Regions from separate parts of the Homo sapiens genome. Here region 2 is linked to region 1. Evidence: chromatin loops called from intact Hi-C (ENCODE). Cell type or tissue: GM12878. All regions are shown on one strand. Each heading gives the region's core, and the rest is flanking DNA. Links, peaks and the distances in the headings are about the cores only. Region 1 has its middle 65 kb from the start of LINC02483. Region 2 holds the start of LOC107986289 (a long non-coding RNA gene).

Region 1 (8,707 bases), core at 273-8,272:
TTACTGATTATCTTCCACTCCATGAAAGGAAAGGTGGAAACAGATGATATTATAATTTGAATCAATTTATTGAATTTAAAATTACTACTTTTCTACAGAATCTGTCTATGATGGTCACAGTAACCAGAGATCTGCAATGTAGTTTGCCTTGCCTGTGAATCCTGGTGTGTGTACATGTTTATGCATAGATGTATATAGGAACAAAATGTTTAGCCAGCAGCTGATGGAAAAACATTTGTCCAGTGTTTTGAAATATACAATTCTATCTTGGATGACAACAGCTTGATGTAAATTTGACACTCTTGTCTACAAATGTTGGTGTGGCAGGCTTAGTGACAAGAATATGGCTGAAAATTCTATTCTGGCTCAGTGTAAGCATTTAAGCATATGTCCATTTATCTCCTCCTGTACCAGTAACATATCCTATTCAACAGATGGGGCAGGTTACTGAGAACAAAGAATGATCGTGGCTTACGTTGTCTGCCCCACAAACACCTCTTTGAAAAGAATTTAGCCTTCACTTTTCAGAGCACTTTGATGTTTTGCATTTGGTTTAAGGCTAGTTTGGTATTGAAAAAGACTGTACATTCTTAATTCCTCAACACAGGAGTATATAAGAAAGGGAATTTTAACCCTTAATATTCTTGCCTGAAATCATCAGGCTAGGTAATATTAAACTTGAGTTAGCACACTTACAAATTTCAGCCTGAGAATTTATATGGTGACCTAAAAGTTTCTCAAATCAAAGTTGAGTGGAGAAGCTTTTCAATGACTAAATCTGACAAGTAAATGAGTATACACACATACACACAGTCACTCAACATCTACCATAGACTCATCAGTTTTCTCCAGTATAGGTTCACTATTGAGAGAAAGAAAAAGGAAGGAAGAAAGGAATTTGCACATGAAAATTTAAGCCTCTAAAGTATGTAAAATTCCTGAAAAATGAACAAAACAGATTTTAGGATTTTATAAATTTATAAATCGATTGATAGATTTTATAAATCAATATCACTTCATATTTCTCCATTGATTTATATCATTTTTTCAGAAATATTTTATCTGGTTTCTGATAAGCTCTTATTGCATTAACTTTTACTTTAATTATTTGTGGCTATTTCACACAAACTGTATTTCAAAGCCGTTGCAGCACAATGGTTAAAACAGATCTGTGTTAGAATCCTGTCTCTCTTGTAAACTCTATTTGCTTTACAAAAGTAAACTAACCAGTCATCAGTAAAGGAGGCATTGTAATATCCACCCCACCAGACACTCTAAGGATAGAGTAAGCTCTACACGCAAGGTGCTTAGTACAGTGCCTTGTCAACAGTAACATTAAAAAAAATGTCAATACCTGCTAAACTTCAGATTTCAAACCTGGCTACTTATTAGAACTTGGGTAGCTTTTTAAATACTGATACTGATGTCCCCATCCCATTCCAATGAAATCAGAATCTCTTTTTAATGTTCTCTTATTATTTATTATAATAATATTTTAATGTGCAATCTGAGTTAAAACCCACTTAGGCATTTTGTGGGCAAGGATTATATCTATCTTTTTCACCGTTTCATACCTATGACCTAGCACAGTACTTGGTACAGAAAAGGTACTCAATATATATCTTGAATGAATTAATTTAAAAGGTCTGTCTGTTCAACATATTTCAAGATAAATTAACAACAAATATCAGTACATGAAATGTTTATAAAACCAAGAAAAAAGAAAAGAAAAGTAATTCGGTATCCAAATGGAAACCTGAGCACACCATAGCTTCCATATTTAACTCCCAGGCAATAGAAGCATATGCCTTTCTGAAGGGGTGGACTGCCCCTCCACACCTGTGGGTATATGTCATCAGGTGGGATGAGAGACTAAGAAAAGAAATAAGACACAGAGACAAAGTATAGAGAAACAACAGTGGGCCCAGGAGACCGGAACTCAGCATACCAAGGACCTGCACCAGCACTGGTCTCAGAGTTCCCTCAGTTTTTATTGATTACTATTTTCACTATCTCAGCAAGAGGAATGCGGTAGGAGAGCAGGGTGATAATAGGAAGAAGATCAGCAAGAAAACATGTGAGCAAAGGAATCTGTGTCACAAATAAGTTCAAGGAGAGGTATTATGCCTGGATGTGCACGTAGGCCAGATTTATGTTTCTCTCTGCCCAAATATCTCTGTGGAGTAAAGAATAACAAAGCAGCATTGCTGCCAACATGTCTCGCCTCCCACCACAGGGCAGCTTTTCTCCTATCTCAGAATTGAACAAATGTACAATCGGGTTTTATACTGAGACATTCAGTTCCCAGGGGCAGGCAGGAGACAGTGGCCTTCCTCTACCTCAACAGCAAGAGGCCTTCCTCTTTTACTAAACCCCCTCAGCACAGACCATTCATGGGTGTCGGGCTGGGGGACGGTCAGGTCTTTCCCATCCCACAAGGCCATATTTCAGACTATCACATGGGGAGAAACCTTGGACAATACCCGGCTTTCCAGGGCAGAGGTCCCTGCGGCTTTCTGCAGTGCATTGTGGCCCTGGTTTATCGAGACAGGAGAATGGCGATGACTTTTACCAAGCATACTGCCTGTAAACATTTTGTTAACAAGGCACATCTTGCACAGCCCTAGATCCCTTAAGCCTTGATTCCATACAACACATGTTTCTGTGAGCTCAAGGTTGGGGCAAAGTTACAGATTAACAGCATCTCAGGGCAAGGCAATTGTTCAGGGTATAGGTCAAAATGGAGTTTCTTATGTCTTCCCTTTCTACATAGACACAGTAACAGTCTGATCTCTCTTTTCCTTACACATTTCCAGTCATCGTTGTATTATTCAGGTAAAATAAGAAGTAGATAATTTTGTTTAATCAGTAGAGCAACTAATAAGAGCTTTTACAACAACTTATAAAAATCTTACACTAGAAGAATAGTCCTCCACCTTTTTACTTTCACAGCATACTTATGAATACAGGAATGTTTGTCCACATACAAGAAGGGACTAAAAACCTCAAAGCAACACCAAATAAGCCAGAAGCAACTACAACATGATCATTACTATGAGTGGAAAAATGTCTCACAAGATTTATAAAACTCACTCAGTTATCCAATCATTTCCTCAATCTTGTTGTAGAGAATACGTTTTAGAAGAATTTTGTTCTTACTTTACTTCCTTATAAACTCATGTGACAAAGTTCTCACACGTTCCAGTAAGCGTTCAAAAGATTTTCAATGCCATTTTAGCTTACAGTAATAGCAAATTATACTCACTTATACTCTATATGCACCCCACAACCCTCTGAGCTCAAAGTTATATCTGACTGAAATTTTCAAGGTGGTAAGTATACTCGGTTGTGGTAAAAGGTAACATTATTCACTGATAACATTATCCAGCTCTTTCTATAATAGTGCTATATAACAATACTTCCCCAAACTCAGCAATTTACAATTACAAGCATTTATACACATGCTTCTGGGATGGCAGGGAAGCTGCAGTTTGACTAATGTAGCCCGAGCGAGCTTGGCTGAGCAGCTCTTCCTCCTGCTTCAGGTCAGCCGGGCACTGCTCCAGACTGTGGGTTGTAGGTCTGCTCCGATGTCATATTTTAGGTCCCAGAAAAAGGGAACATATTCTTCATGTGGCAGATCACCAGAATGCAAGAGAAGCAAATCTAATCACAAAGCACATTTCAAGCATCTGCTCATCTCAAAGCTGACTTCATCCACTGGCCAAAGCAAGGCATATGGCCCATCCCCAAAATCAAGGTGATGGGGGGAGAAAGATGTATGTTATCCATTATGAAGCTATGGCAAGTAAATGGATGTGTAATTCTGTTCAAGGGAAGCTAAGCGCTCAGTTTCATACTGAGCAAAATATAGTGGCGTACAATTTGAGAACTCCTGCCAGAAAACTCCTGCCAGAGGAAAGAGAATAAGGCAAGCAGCATTGATTATCATGCTTTGACTGAATAGGTGGATACCTTTCCAACTGGTTTGCTCAAAATATCAAAATGGCTCTCTACCTACCAGAATTTAAATTTTTATGATTAGAATCTCATGTTAGTTAAACAACCAAAATTAGAGCTCCAAGAGACTCCAATAAAATTTAGAATATTTCCTTAGAGACAGAGTAATAGAATCAGGTATCCTGAACCAGGCACAACAAGGTTTGAACCCCAGCTCCTACACTGACTAGCTGCGTGATCTTAAGTTACTTAAGTCTCTAAATGCTTGGAGTTTTTTGTTTCCTAGGTTGTTTTTGGCCGTTTTATTTTATTTCATCTATGTCTATACATTGGAAATAGTACTGACCTCATGGAATGGTAGTGAGGATTAACTGAGCAAATAAGAAAAGCATCTGACCAACTATTGGTGCAATTTCTTCATTCCCTTTCAGCCCTGAGAGCAGGGCCCACTTATGAGACTGGCTGTTTAGTTTCCTAAGAGAAGAGCAGAGGGAAAAGAGATGGTGATGATACAGCCTAAATTTCTTGGCACAGTCTTCATCTCTCTAAATATGTTTGTACCTTTGACACAATGTGTCTTTATTTCTTATTTAGAAAACACTATCACTCTTAGATGGATGACCTGGCAGTTACATGTGAGAAAGAAGATGCTCATCACTCTCTGCCCTCACCCTTCTTCATTAATCACCTCTCATCTAATTCTAACACACACTTTACTTCAATGCCATTTACTCTGTAAAGTATACATTGGAATCGCATGTATTCCCTGACCCTACGCTGCTCTCAACTAGGCTGGGTGCTCCTCCCATGTGCTCTATAGATCATAGTAATTCTCCATCTTAATATTTCTCATGCCACATTGCAATTGTGCATTATGTGGATCCCCACTCTGCTCTAAGCTCTTGTCGGTCTTGTTCATTCATTTTTTGTAGGATATGACAGTGATGGGCATCTATTATTTCGGCCTGGCCAGCATCCAGCCCTTCTTCTTGTGGTATCTCCTTAGTGGCATTATTTTTTATCCCTAGATTTAGCTTTAACTAAAAGTCTACCCATGAACCCTTCCCTAAATAATTTTTTTTAAAAGATCTCCTTTTGCTTACAACAGTTTGCATTACATTTGGAACTTCCAACTGAAATGACTGACATATAGAGGTGCTGGTTCATGGCCAAAGGGGTATTGCCAGTTACCAACCAAAAATATCCAATTTAATGAGTCAATGTACGGTAAACTGTTTCTCTTCTGCCCCCAAGTGGAAGCCAAGATTGAGTGCATTAGACTGAGGGTTCAGGGCATAGGCAGGGCATTGGGCCTCTTGCTCTGAGAAGCCTGGAGCCACAGACCCAGGGTACAGGGACTTGAAGGACACCAATAAACAGGAAGTGGGGAATGCAGATACCTCTGCAAACAAGCTCCCCTGGCCTCATCGCTTGGCATGGGACTCATCATGCTCCTCCCACAGGACAAATCTCAGTCTCCTGACAACGATGGGAAAGAGGATCAAATAGCTCAACTTCAGGAAGAAGTTGTTATGTTATTTTAAGAGTGAATGGAAGTCATTAGTACCATGACATTCCCGGTGTGGGCCTAGTCACGGAGCTGCCTGTTTGCCTTTGAAGCCGGCATGATGCAGCTGCTCCTGCATGTTTGCTCTGAAAATAAGATCAGACACCTAATCCTCTCCCACAAGCCATTACATGTTAGAAATGCCTGATTCTCCCCAGGCCACCTACAATCTCATGACCTGTCGTTTTTTTGCATTTACATCAGAGGGGATTTTCTTCCCTCTGCCTTACATCTCCATAGTTTCATAAAACTCTACATAATTGTACATAATTGAGGGTTTCAAACAGCAGTGATGGATTACATGACCTATTAAGTAATTTGATAGCCTACACCTCATTTTGCATTCAAAGACATGGGGTGAGCACAGAGAAAACGGACCTTCCTGGATCCCCTGATGGCTATGTGGTTGCCAACAGCTTTCCAGTGAAACACCTGTGAGAAACTGACCTATGCACATTGATTAGTAAGATTAGACTCAGAATTTGTGACAGAAAGAAGTATTTGAACACTTGTGCTTTGCACATATATGAATACATTTCTTTGCAATTGATTTTTGTATATAGGCAGAGGGTTGAGCAAAGCAGGGATAGAATTAAGTCCCTGAAAGCAAGAGCTGCTGATTTCTGATTAGGACCATATCCAGGAGTGCCATGGGTTTCAAATTGTATTCTTTAACCTCTTTGCCCTCACATATGGGTCTGGAAGGAGTTTGCTGAGGGTTCCATGATGATTAACTGGTTACTTCTAACCACCATCAATATTTTACTTGAGGGTAATAATAATTCCTTCTTCCTTTTTTCACATTTTTTAGTAAATCAAGATTTTCAAGGGACTATATTGGATAAAGGTTTTAGCAAATTGTTATTTTTTATTTTTTATCATGAATTGAGTTGTGTAAACTTGGATAGTATTTCAAAGGGTTCTGTGGTTTTAGAAAGTTTGATGGTAGCTAACTCGAGGTATTTCTCAGTCCTATAACTTCCAGCTTCAAGGTGATCCCTATGAGCAAGACTAAATACTGCCTAAATGATGCGGCCTCTATATTCACATCATCATTGGTTTTCTTTCCATTTTTTTACTCCCTCAAATTCCTACTAAAAACAAAAAAAGACACTAAATGAAACTAAAGCTATGTCCAAAATATAAATAAACAAGTATATATTGCTCTTTTAGAAGGCAAGTCTCATAATGGCCAGTGACAGAAACCAAAGTCAAAATAGCTTAAACAAAAGCAGAATACATTGTCAAACTCAGGTGTCCAAAGGACAGGCAGCCAAGAAGTCAGGCAGAGCACAGAGCCCAGTGCTGGGAGGATTTTAGGACTATTGCCTTTCACTCTCTCTCTCTCTCTCTCTAATTTTTTTTATTATACTTTAAGTTCTAGGGTACATGTGCACAACGTGCAGGTTTGTTACATAGGTATACATGTGCCATGTTGGCTTGCTGCACCCATTACTCGTCATTTACGTTAGGTATTTCTCCTAATGCTATCCCTCCCCCTGCACCCCAGCCCATGACAGGCCCCATGGTGTGATGTTCCCCACCCTGTGTCCAAGTGTTCTCATTGTTCAATTCCCACCTATGAGTGAGAATATGTGATGTTTGGTTTTCTGTCCTTGTGATACTTTGCTCAGAATGATGGTTTCTAGCTGCATGCATGTCCCTACAAAGGACATGAACTCATCCTTTTTTATACCTGCATAGTATTCCATGGTGTATATGTGCCATATTTTCTTAATCCAGTCTATCATTGATGGACATTTGGGTTGGTTCCAAGTCTTTGCTATTGTGAATAGTGCCACAATAAACATATATGTACATGTGTCTTTATATTAGCATGCTTTATAATCCTTTGGGTATATACCTGGTAATGGGATGGCTGGGTCAAATGGTATTTCTAGTTCTAGATCCTTGAGGAATTGCCACACTGACTTCCACATTTGTTGAACTAGTTTACAGTCCCACCAACAGTGTAAAAGTGTTCCTATTTCTCAACATCCTCTCCAGGCCGTTGTTTCCTGATTTTTAATGATCGCCATTCTAACTGGTATGAGATGGTATCTCATTGTGCTTTTCATTTGTATTTCTCTGAGGGCCAGTGATGATGAGCATTTTTTCATGTATCTGCTGGCTGCATAAATGTCTTCTTTTGAGAAGTGTCTGTTCATATCCTTCACCCACTTTTTGATGAGGTTGTTTTTTTCTAGTAAATTTGTTTAAGTTCTTTGTAGATTCTGGATATTAGCCCTTTGTCAGATGGGTTGATTGCAAAAATTTTCTCCCATTCTATAGGTTGCCTGTTCACTCTGACGGTAGTTTCTTTTGCTGTGCAGAGGCTCTTTAGTTTAATTAGATCCCATTTGTCAATTTTGGCTTTTGTTGCCATTGCTTTTGGTGTTTTAGTCTTGAAGTCTTTGCCCATGCCTACGTCCTGAATGGTATTGCCTAGGTTTTCTTCTAGGGTTCTTATGGTATTAGGTCTAACATTTAAGTCTTTAATCCATCTTGAATTAATTTTTGTATAAGGTGAAAGGAACAGATCCAGTTTCAGCTTTCTGCATATGGCTAGCAAGTTTTCCCACCACCATTTATTAAATAGGAAATCTTTTCCCCATTTCTTGTTTTTGTCAGATTTGTCAAAGATCAGATGGTTGTACATGTGTGGTGTTATTTCTGAGACCTATGTTCTGTTCCATTGGTCCATCTCTGTGTTTTAGTACAAGTACCATGCTGTTTTGGTTACTGTAGCCTTGTAGTATAGTCTGAAGTCAGGTAGTGTGATGCCTCCAGCTTTGTTCTTTTTGCTTAGGATTGTCTTGGCAATGCAGGCTCTTTTTTTGGTTCCATATGAACTTTAAAGTAGTTTTTTCCAATTATGTGAAGAAAGTCTTTGGTAGCTTGATGGGGATGGCATTCAATCTATAAATTACCTTGGGTAGTATGGCCATTTTCACAATATTGATTCTTCCTATCCATAAGCATGGAATGTTCTTCCATTTGTTTGTGTCCCTTTTTACTTCATTGAGCAGTGGTTTGTAATTCTCCTTGAAGAGGCCCTTCACATCTCTTGTAAGTTGTATTCCTAGGTATTTTATTTTGTTTGTAGCAATTGTGAATGGGAGTTCACTCATGATTTGGCTCTCTGTCTCTTATTGGTGTACAGGAATGCTTGTGATTTTT
Region 2 (8,707 bases), core at 461-8,460, 220 kb before region 1:
TTTTTTCATCTATTCTGGTTCCTTATGGGGCCTGAGACAAAATCTGTGTGTGTCTGGTGAAGTAATTCCAAACTCTTTGAAATTCAAACCTAACATGAACATGGTAATGAAGATGAACCAGATGTCAGCAGAAATAGCTGACCCACATGGTGTTTTGACAGAAGCAACACTTTTAGAACATTTTTGTTTGTTAAGAATGTAACAGAATTTCTCCAAAGCCTATAATTAATCTTGTATTGCAAATATGTGAAATAAATATAGAGAAAATGGTCATTGCTGTTTCCTGTAAAATCATCACACTTTCTGATGACGTCTTGATAAACTGCTAGGACAACCAAAGGTCTCAGGAGTCCTTGCAGAGCTCCTGGGCCTCTGAAGCAGAAACGTCACAGTGAGTTTATAGCAGAAGAACCAGGAAGTTCTGAAAACACCATTTTGATGTGAAAGATTGATAAGAAGAGGCCCTGGTAATAGATGCTGGCAAAGCTGTGAAGAAAAGGGTATTCTTATGCACTGCTGGTGGGAATGTAAGTTGGTTCAGCCACTGTGGAAAGCATTTTGGAGATTTCTCAAAGAGCTTAAAAAAGAACTACCTTTTTATCTGACCCAGCAATCCCATTATTGGGCATATACCCAAAGGAATATAAATCATTCTACCAAAAAGATACAAGCACTCGAATGCTCATCGCAGCACTATTCACAACAGCAAGGACATTAAAACAACCTAGGTGACCATCAACTGAGGATTGGATAAAGAAAATGTGGTACATATACACCATGGAATACTACACAGCCATTAAAAGGATGAAATCATGTATATCAGCAACATGGATGTAGCTGGAGACTGTAATCCTAAGCAAATTAACACAGGAACAGAAAACCAAATACCGCATGTTCCTGCTTATAGGTGGGAGCAAAACATTGAATACACAGGGACATAAAGATGGGAACAATAGACATCAGGGACTACTGGAGGGGGAGGGATGGAGAGAAAGGAGTTGAAACTGCCTATTTGGTACTATGTTCACTATCTGGGTGACTGGATTCATATCCCAAACATCAGCATCACCCAATATACCAATGTAACAAACCTGCACATGTACCTCCTGTATCTAAAAGTTGAAAATATTTAAAAGAAAATATAGGCAGCAGCTGGTAACATTTATTGAGCACAAACCATATGCCAGGAACTGTTCTAAGCACTCCACATTAATTAATGTAGATAATATTCAGAATAAGCCTTTGAAGTGAAGACTATCATTATCCCCATTTAGTAGGTGAGGAGACAGAAGCAAAGAAGTAGAACTTCACACGGCGAGAGGCAGTGCTGAGATATACAGATGCTGTGACTGAGGGCCCAAAGCCTAACCCATTCTGCTCTATTGCTTTTTAAATGCATGTTCAAGGTAAGCACCAGCAGGTAGAAAAGAAGGGAAAGAAGGAAAGAAGAGAAGACTTCTGCAGTCCCCAGATCTTGCCTACACACCTTTTTCCTTCTGTACCCCTCAAATTTACATCCGCCAGAGCCTCAGAATGGAAATACAATCTACTTGGAAATAGGATCTTTGAAGATGTAATTAGTTAAGGTAAGGTCACACTGGATCAGTGTGAGCCCTTATAAGAAGGAAATTCGAACACAGATACACAGGGGAGAAGGCTGTGTGAGACGGGGCATCAAGAAGTCCAGGAAAGCCAAGGATTGCCAGCAAACTGCCAAGGCGGTAGGAAAGTGGCATGGAGCAGATTCTCCCTTGAGCTCACAGGAGCAACCAACTTTGCTGGCATCTTGGTTTGAGACTCTGGCCTCTGGATCTGTAAGAAAATTAATTTCTGTTGTTTTAAGTCACAAAAAAAAAAGAAAGAAAGAAAGAAAAAGAAGGGTACCTGACATCCAGTGCTTGGCACTCAAACAAACTATGTCTAAAACTAGAGTATCATATGCAAATTCATCTGAAGATCGCAGCAGCCTGTGTGCAAGTCCTAGGCAACATGAGCATAGTAACTGAGCTGTAAATGACAGCTGCCTAGGAGAGAGGACTACATATTTTTAAAAATAAAGCCTGTTGGCCAGGCACAATGGCTCATGCCTGTAATCCCAGCATTTTGGGAGGCTGAGGTGGGTGGAACATGAGGTCAGGAGATCGAGACCATCCTGGCCAATATGGTGAAACCCTGTCTCTACTAAAATTACAAAAATTAGCTGGGCGTGGTGGCACGCACCTGTAATCGCAGCTACTCGGGAGGCTGAGGCAGGAGAATTGCTTGAACCTGGGAGGTGAAGGTTGCAGTGAGCCAAGATCGAGCCAGTGCACTCCAGCCTGGCGACAGAGCGAGACTCCGTCTAATAAATAAATAAATAAAAATAAAGCTTGTTGTGCTTTGTGTACTTTTATGATCTCTGACCTCTGCTTTATTCCCAACTCCAAGGAGACTTACTCTGAATGTTCAGAAAAAAAAAATTCTGTGGAGCATAGCTTTATGACTGCCCCTGGGCTAAAGGAAGAAGGATGTGTTGTGGGGCCTTCAGTTATTCCATCTTGGAAAGTATAAGGGTCAGGACCGCCTCCACCCAACCCCTACCCCAACCCATTACCGGCTAGGAGGTTTAAGCCATCTTCTTGGGCATGGGCTGCAGAACCAGGGGGGTGAATTAAAGGCCACAAACAAAGCTGCTGCATCTGGTCACTCACAGACAGTACCCTGCACAGCTGCCAGATACTCTTCCCAGTGTCCACAGTGCAAACAGCACTCTCTGAGGTTGTGCAGTGTGGTGGCCCTGGCCCAAAAGTCCCCACCAGTCTACCCCAGTGCCCAATTTTCAATACTCTAGAGCCTTTTCAATAACAGTTGATGTTGAAACACTTAGCCAAGTATAAAGAACTCTGCAAATCTAAGATATTTGGGGGAGTATGGTACTATTTCCAGTAGTTAATGTATCAATGTGTTACCTAGGGGGACTAAATTATTAATATATTAATTCATTTTAATAAGTTGATCAAATGACATGATATACTTAAAAGCACTTAGCAAACTTTAAAGAAGCTCTACAAATGTAAGACACTCTAATGATGACAGTAATTGTCTGGGTAAAAATATAATTTAATAAACAAAGGAGCCCCAGAAGAATAAGATGAAAATAGGAAGTATAATCTAAATGTTTGTGTCTTTCCCAAATTCCTGTGTTGAAATTCTCACCTGCAAGGTGGTACTATTAGGAGGTGGGGTCTTTGGGAGGTTAGTAGGTTATGGGGGTGGAGCCCTCAGGAATGGGATTAGTGCTGTTTTAAAAAGAGACCTCAGAAAGATCCTTCATTTCTTCCACCATGTGAGGACACAAACAAGACTGACACCTATGAGGAGGTGAGCCCACACCAGACACCAAACTTGCCAGTGCCTTGACCTGAAACTTCTCAGCCTTCAGAACTATGAAAAATAAATTTCTGTTGATTATAAGCCATCTGGTCTATGGTATTTTGTGTAGTAGTCTGAACTGACTAAGACAGCAGGTAAGGTTCAATGGGAGAAAGAGTCCTGCTGAGCCATGGTGTAGCATGAAAGTGGGCGGAGCAACCACAGACAGCAAAAGGTCCCATGTGCCTGGGTGCAAAGGGGTGAGAGGGTCCCCAGGGGATCAATGGAGACGCTAAAAATAGACCTCACCACCTTAGCGATTTACCTGTTTGCTATCACAGACATTCCATTTTGGTTGCTATCTTCTCCTCTATCTATTCTTGTTAGGTTTCAGTTTGTTAAAATAAGAACTAAGCTTCTCAGTTCACTCAACCAGAACTGTTAAAAGATTAATTCAGCCCTCAGATCTCGAGTTTCCTCTATTGGGAATAAACATACACTGCCCACTTTCTCTGCTTAATGAACTCTTAGAAGGCTGACCACTGAGGGCATCCCCTCTAGTTTTCTTCTCATGATTTTTGTTCTCACCTCCCCAAGAACTGGCCACATTCTCCTCCAGAGACCAAAGTCATCTTACTATTGTACTCTCCCCTTTTCCGAAACCCGCTAGATTTTAAATTCTTTGAGAGCAATGTCAGCGTCTCCTTCCTCTTTCCTTCCCACATACTTAACAAGGCAGAAGATTAATGCTTTTAACCTACACTAAAATATTGAAGTAATCAGTGTCACAGTTGTGCTATTAGCCTCAAGTAAGGAAGCAAATTTTATTAAGAAAAATGTAAGGAACAAACCGTAAAAAACCAAGAACCATAACACTTAATTTCTCCTCAACAAGTAGAAGATGGTACTCGTTACTTCAGTTTTTTACCCATGGATGCTCTGGGTCCACCAGAGATACAGAGACACAGGTTCAAAGGAGTCCAGACCTCTCATGCCAGAGTCCCAAGGGGCTCCCAGAAAAGATGGCAAGAGAGACAATGTTTCTATTATCAGAAAACTTTAAATCTAATGGGAGAAGACAAATAATAAACCAATGAATAAACCATAAAGGACCTGACAAGTAATACTGTATATTTGAAATTTAAACCCAAATTATAATCAATAAAACTCCCTTTCTTATTTGTAAGGAAACTAATATATAATTACATTAAAATCCTTCCCTTATGTGAGATTGCATTTTAAGTGTGAAGTAGGGATCCTGAGCCTCTTTAGACCAATACTTCATATAACTCCATAAACTTAAGTCATAGTTAAAGGGTAATCTTCAGAATTCCTTAGTGGGGATGGGGAGTAGTTTAAATCAAAGCCGAAAGAAGTTAACTCTAAACTGGAAAATATTGGTATGGTGGTCTGTTCTGTGTCAACTTGGAAAAGCTGAAACTACGTTTCCTAGAATGCTTATACCTATGCTGTATATTATACAGAGTTATATTGGTCAACAGTGTAATTTGCATAGATTTGGATGATGGAAATGAAACAGTAGCCATTATTCTCTGAACATCATCCTTGGATGCGGTGTCAGACAGATGCATGTGCCAGAGGGGTCCACATTATTGTCACCCTCCTCCACTCAAGGTCGAGCTTTTCTTCCTGACCATTCCCTCTGGTGTTTAAGAGATCCCAGGTCCATTAACAAACATGGCTGTGGATCCAAACAGGCAATAGTTGCCCCCACAGACTTCTCCATCAGCTCTCCCTTGGTCTCACTTTGGTGGCTGGATGTGCCTGGCTTTCAGATTTATGTCTTCTTTGATCCCCCAGTCACCCTTCATTTCACTTCCCCCACCCTCCCACAATTGTATAGGATCTCATTCCTATAATAAATCTCATATCCATAGCTCAGAAAGATCAGCTTCCTGGCTAAACTCTTGATGTGGCAATTGGCTAAAAAGGATTATTTCATTCCATTAACATTTGTTGAACATTGATCTGGGCCGAATGTCTTCCACATACACTAATCTCATTTTATTCTTATGATCTCTATGTGAGGTTGACGTCATAACCTCCTCTTACAGATAGGAAAACAAAAGCTGAAAGAGATTAACTGGCTTGTCTAAGAGAACACAGCTAGAAGAGGATAAGTGCAGCAAAGCATTCTCCTTGGCCTGCTAGCCCCTGCCCACCTACTTTACATTATATATACACACCCAACAAAGAAAACACTGCGTTGGCACACTCGCAAGACCAAGGGAGAAATAAATGAATGACATCATGGCTAAGGAAATTCAAGTAATCAGGTTATTAGTAAAGCAGGTCTAGGGCTAAATCAGAAGAGTGAGGGAGAAGAAGAATTAAGCATGCTAAGCACAATCCACAAATTCTCACAGCCTCCAGATAGGCACTACTGCTATCCTTCTTTTACAGACAAAAACACAAAGTATGAAGCCTCCAAGTGACCCAATCAAGATAAAGCAAATCTTCAAACATCCTAATTCTTCAACAGCAGAATATATGGCCACAATTGTTTAAAAACCACATGAGTTTCCCACACAAATAAAAAAAGGGGTGGAGGGGAATCACAAGAGAGACAGAGAAAAAAAGAAAGAAGAGTGTTAGAAGAAAATGAGAAACAAAGGGAGAATTGAGAAGCAAAGAAGTGAGGATGTCAGATGATCCCCGTTTATTCCAAAAACATTTCTTGGTCACCTGCTCCAGGTCTGGAACCATGCAGAATCTGGGTATGTGATGTGAATAAATCTCCGCTCCATGGGGCTTGCATTTCAGCAAGTAAGTCAGACAATAACTTCCAAGTTTAACAACTGCTACGTTGTCTGCAAGTAACTTTAAATACTTCATAGACTGTGTTTATCAATAAGTGGGCATTTTAATTTATATCTTAGAGGTGGTTGATTAATATCTGAACTAGCCTAATCGAAAATCTCCAGGATGATTAGTTAGCATTTGAAACACTAATCAAAATCCACACTCAGGAGGCAGCTATCAGAAAGCTAGTTACCTTAATATCTGATCAACAGCAGGTTTGTTACTTAGTACAATGGATATTATAGATGATTTTTCTTTGGTCAAATGAAAGATCTGCCAGTTGTATGGAATGACCAGAAATATTCTATAGGCACTCCCAACCTTGCAATAAACACATATAAAAATCTAGCAAAACTGATAGCCTTATATCTTTTGAAATAATGCCCTAGACCTTGGTATTTCTTTGGATCCTACCATTTAGTCAGTATTTGACCCTGATTAGAAGTTTAGCTGATTCTTATTACTGATTATTTTCACATCTGCCTCAAATGAACTCTTTAATTAGGGGTTAGTTTGGGTGCTTAAAAAGACTAAAAAGACAGCTCCCAGCACTTTGGGAGGCTGAGGCGGGTGGATCATGAGGTCAGGAGATGGAGACCATCCTGGCTAACGCGGTGAAACCCCGTCTCTACTAAAAATACAAAAAATTAGCTAGGTATGGTGGCAGGTGCCTGTAGTCCCAGCTACTTGGGAGGCTGAGGTAGGAGAATGGCGTGAACCCTGAAGGGAGACCTTGCAGTGAGCCGAGATCATGCCACTGCACTCCAGCCTGGGCGACAGAGCGAGACATCTCAAAAAAATAAAAAAGAAAGAAAAAAGAAAAAAGAAAGCGAGGATTTCACTGTGCCAACAGAACAAGCTGTGTGACAGTTTTTATGCCTGCTTGGTATTTGTTGTGAAGAATCTGTTTTGAAACTTTCCTTCAGTGTAATATCCCCGCTGGTTATGCGTTCTGGAGAAAACATGATAATTGCAAACAACCAAGGTGGCTTAGGTCATTTTACAACAGCAATGAATTTAAATACAGATGTCCTGAGTCCTGAGAGAAAAACACAGGGTAACGTGGAAGCATAGGACATCTATTCCTGACCTGATCTAATAAAACAGAATTAGGGGTCACACGGTGGGGTGAAGATAGGGTGACAATGAGAGGTGACCTGAGTTAAGGTATAAAGGAGCCAACTCACACATGAAGTGCCTAGGTGAAGATTTTAACTAGATTGAATTAAAATAGACAAAATGAATAAATGAGTGAGACTTTCCAAAGGAGAGACAAAGGGAAACAATACTAGGTTCAACACACAAATTATTCCCATTTGGCAACAACCACAGACAAAACTAAAAAGATGTTTCTAGGAGAAGCTTCACCTTGGCCAACTTAGATAAGCCTTCAACCTTAGCAAGAAAATCCTGGCCCTATCTCAGTTCTCAGGGCATTTTATCTTCTTGGACATTTATCCTGTAGGCACTGATATACTTAATCTGAAATAGGAATTGGTGGGAATCTTTTTGGCAGCACTGTATTTGGCAATGGTATTTTTGTTCCAGTGCCCAATTAGCCCACAACTCCTCAGTGAACAACACACCTCATTCATTTGCATAATTGTTTCTTTTGCTGCTTCCTTTATAAAAAATAATGAGGCATTATGCACATAATTAAAGCAAGCTTAACAAATGAGGGCCAAGCTGACACGAATCACATGAGAAGGTCAAGAGAAATTAGTATTAAGGCCTGTCTGCTAAGCATAAGGCCAATCTAATACTTACTGTCTCCAGGGAGCAGAAGGACTCCTGTGGGGCCTCTGCCTTTGGATCTTCACTGAAGTCAGACCTCCTGGAGGAAACAAGATTTGATTTCATCCAGCCCTCTCCTACTTCTCTCCTTTTCCTCCTGTCCTTCTCAGTGAGAAGATTCTGGCATGATTGTTATTAGAGTACTATGAAATAAATCCTAAATAATTCCTCCTTCTTCTGATTCAACAGATATTTTTCCCAATGAACCTTACTAGAAAACTAATAGAAATAAGCCAAGTTCTTTTTATCATTATTCTTATTATTCTTATTATTATTATTATTAAACCTTAAGTTCTAGGGTACACATGCACAACGTGCAGGTTTGATACATAGGTACACATTTGCCATGTTGGTTTGCTGCACCCATCAACTCATCATTTACATTAAGTATTTCTCCAATGCTATCCCTCCCCCAACCCCCAACCCCAGAGTGTGATGTTCCCCGCCCTGTGTCTAAGTGATCTCATTGTTCAATTCCCACCAATGAGGGAGAACATGTGGTATTTGGTTTTCTGTCCTTGTGATGGTTTGCTGAGAATGATGGTTTCCAACTTCATCGATGTCCCTACAAAGGACATGAACTCATCCTTTTTTACGGCTGCATAGTATTCCATGGTGTATATGTGCCACATTTTCTTAATCCAGTCTATCATTGATGGACATTTGGGTTGGTTCCAAGTCTTTGCTATTGTGAATAGTGCTGCAATAAACATATGTCTGCATGTGCCTTTATAGCAGC

Evidence for each region. A loop is a pair of places that touch in the nucleus more often than their neighbours do. Peaks named below come from ENCODE experiments on the same cell type or tissue, not always from the same donor. Only the 100,000 strongest peaks of a DNase experiment are listed, where the experiment ranks them.
Region 2: it touches region 1 in a loop (4-fold over the local background); 1 of 110 quality-filtered maps calls a loop at or near these places.

The regions. Positions count from the first base shown.
Region 1 is chr4:75,284,783-75,293,489 of GRCh38, forward strand. No RefSeq gene overlaps it. Among named protein-coding and RNA genes, the nearest start is that of LINC02483, 65 kb to the right of the region's middle. In GM12878, for the core only: a CTCF peak has its summit at 5,215 (motif pointing left); a DNase peak (open chromatin) is centred at 5,199.
Region 2 is chr4:75,066,007-75,074,713 of GRCh38, forward strand. It overlaps LOC107986289 (a long non-coding RNA gene), which reads right to left and starts at 8,237. Exons shown (of 3, transcript XR_001741728.2): 1 at 7,942-8,237. In GM12878, for the core only: no CTCF peak of the experiment used is centred there; a DNase peak (open chromatin) is centred at 3,565; H3K4me3 peaks cover 729 bases.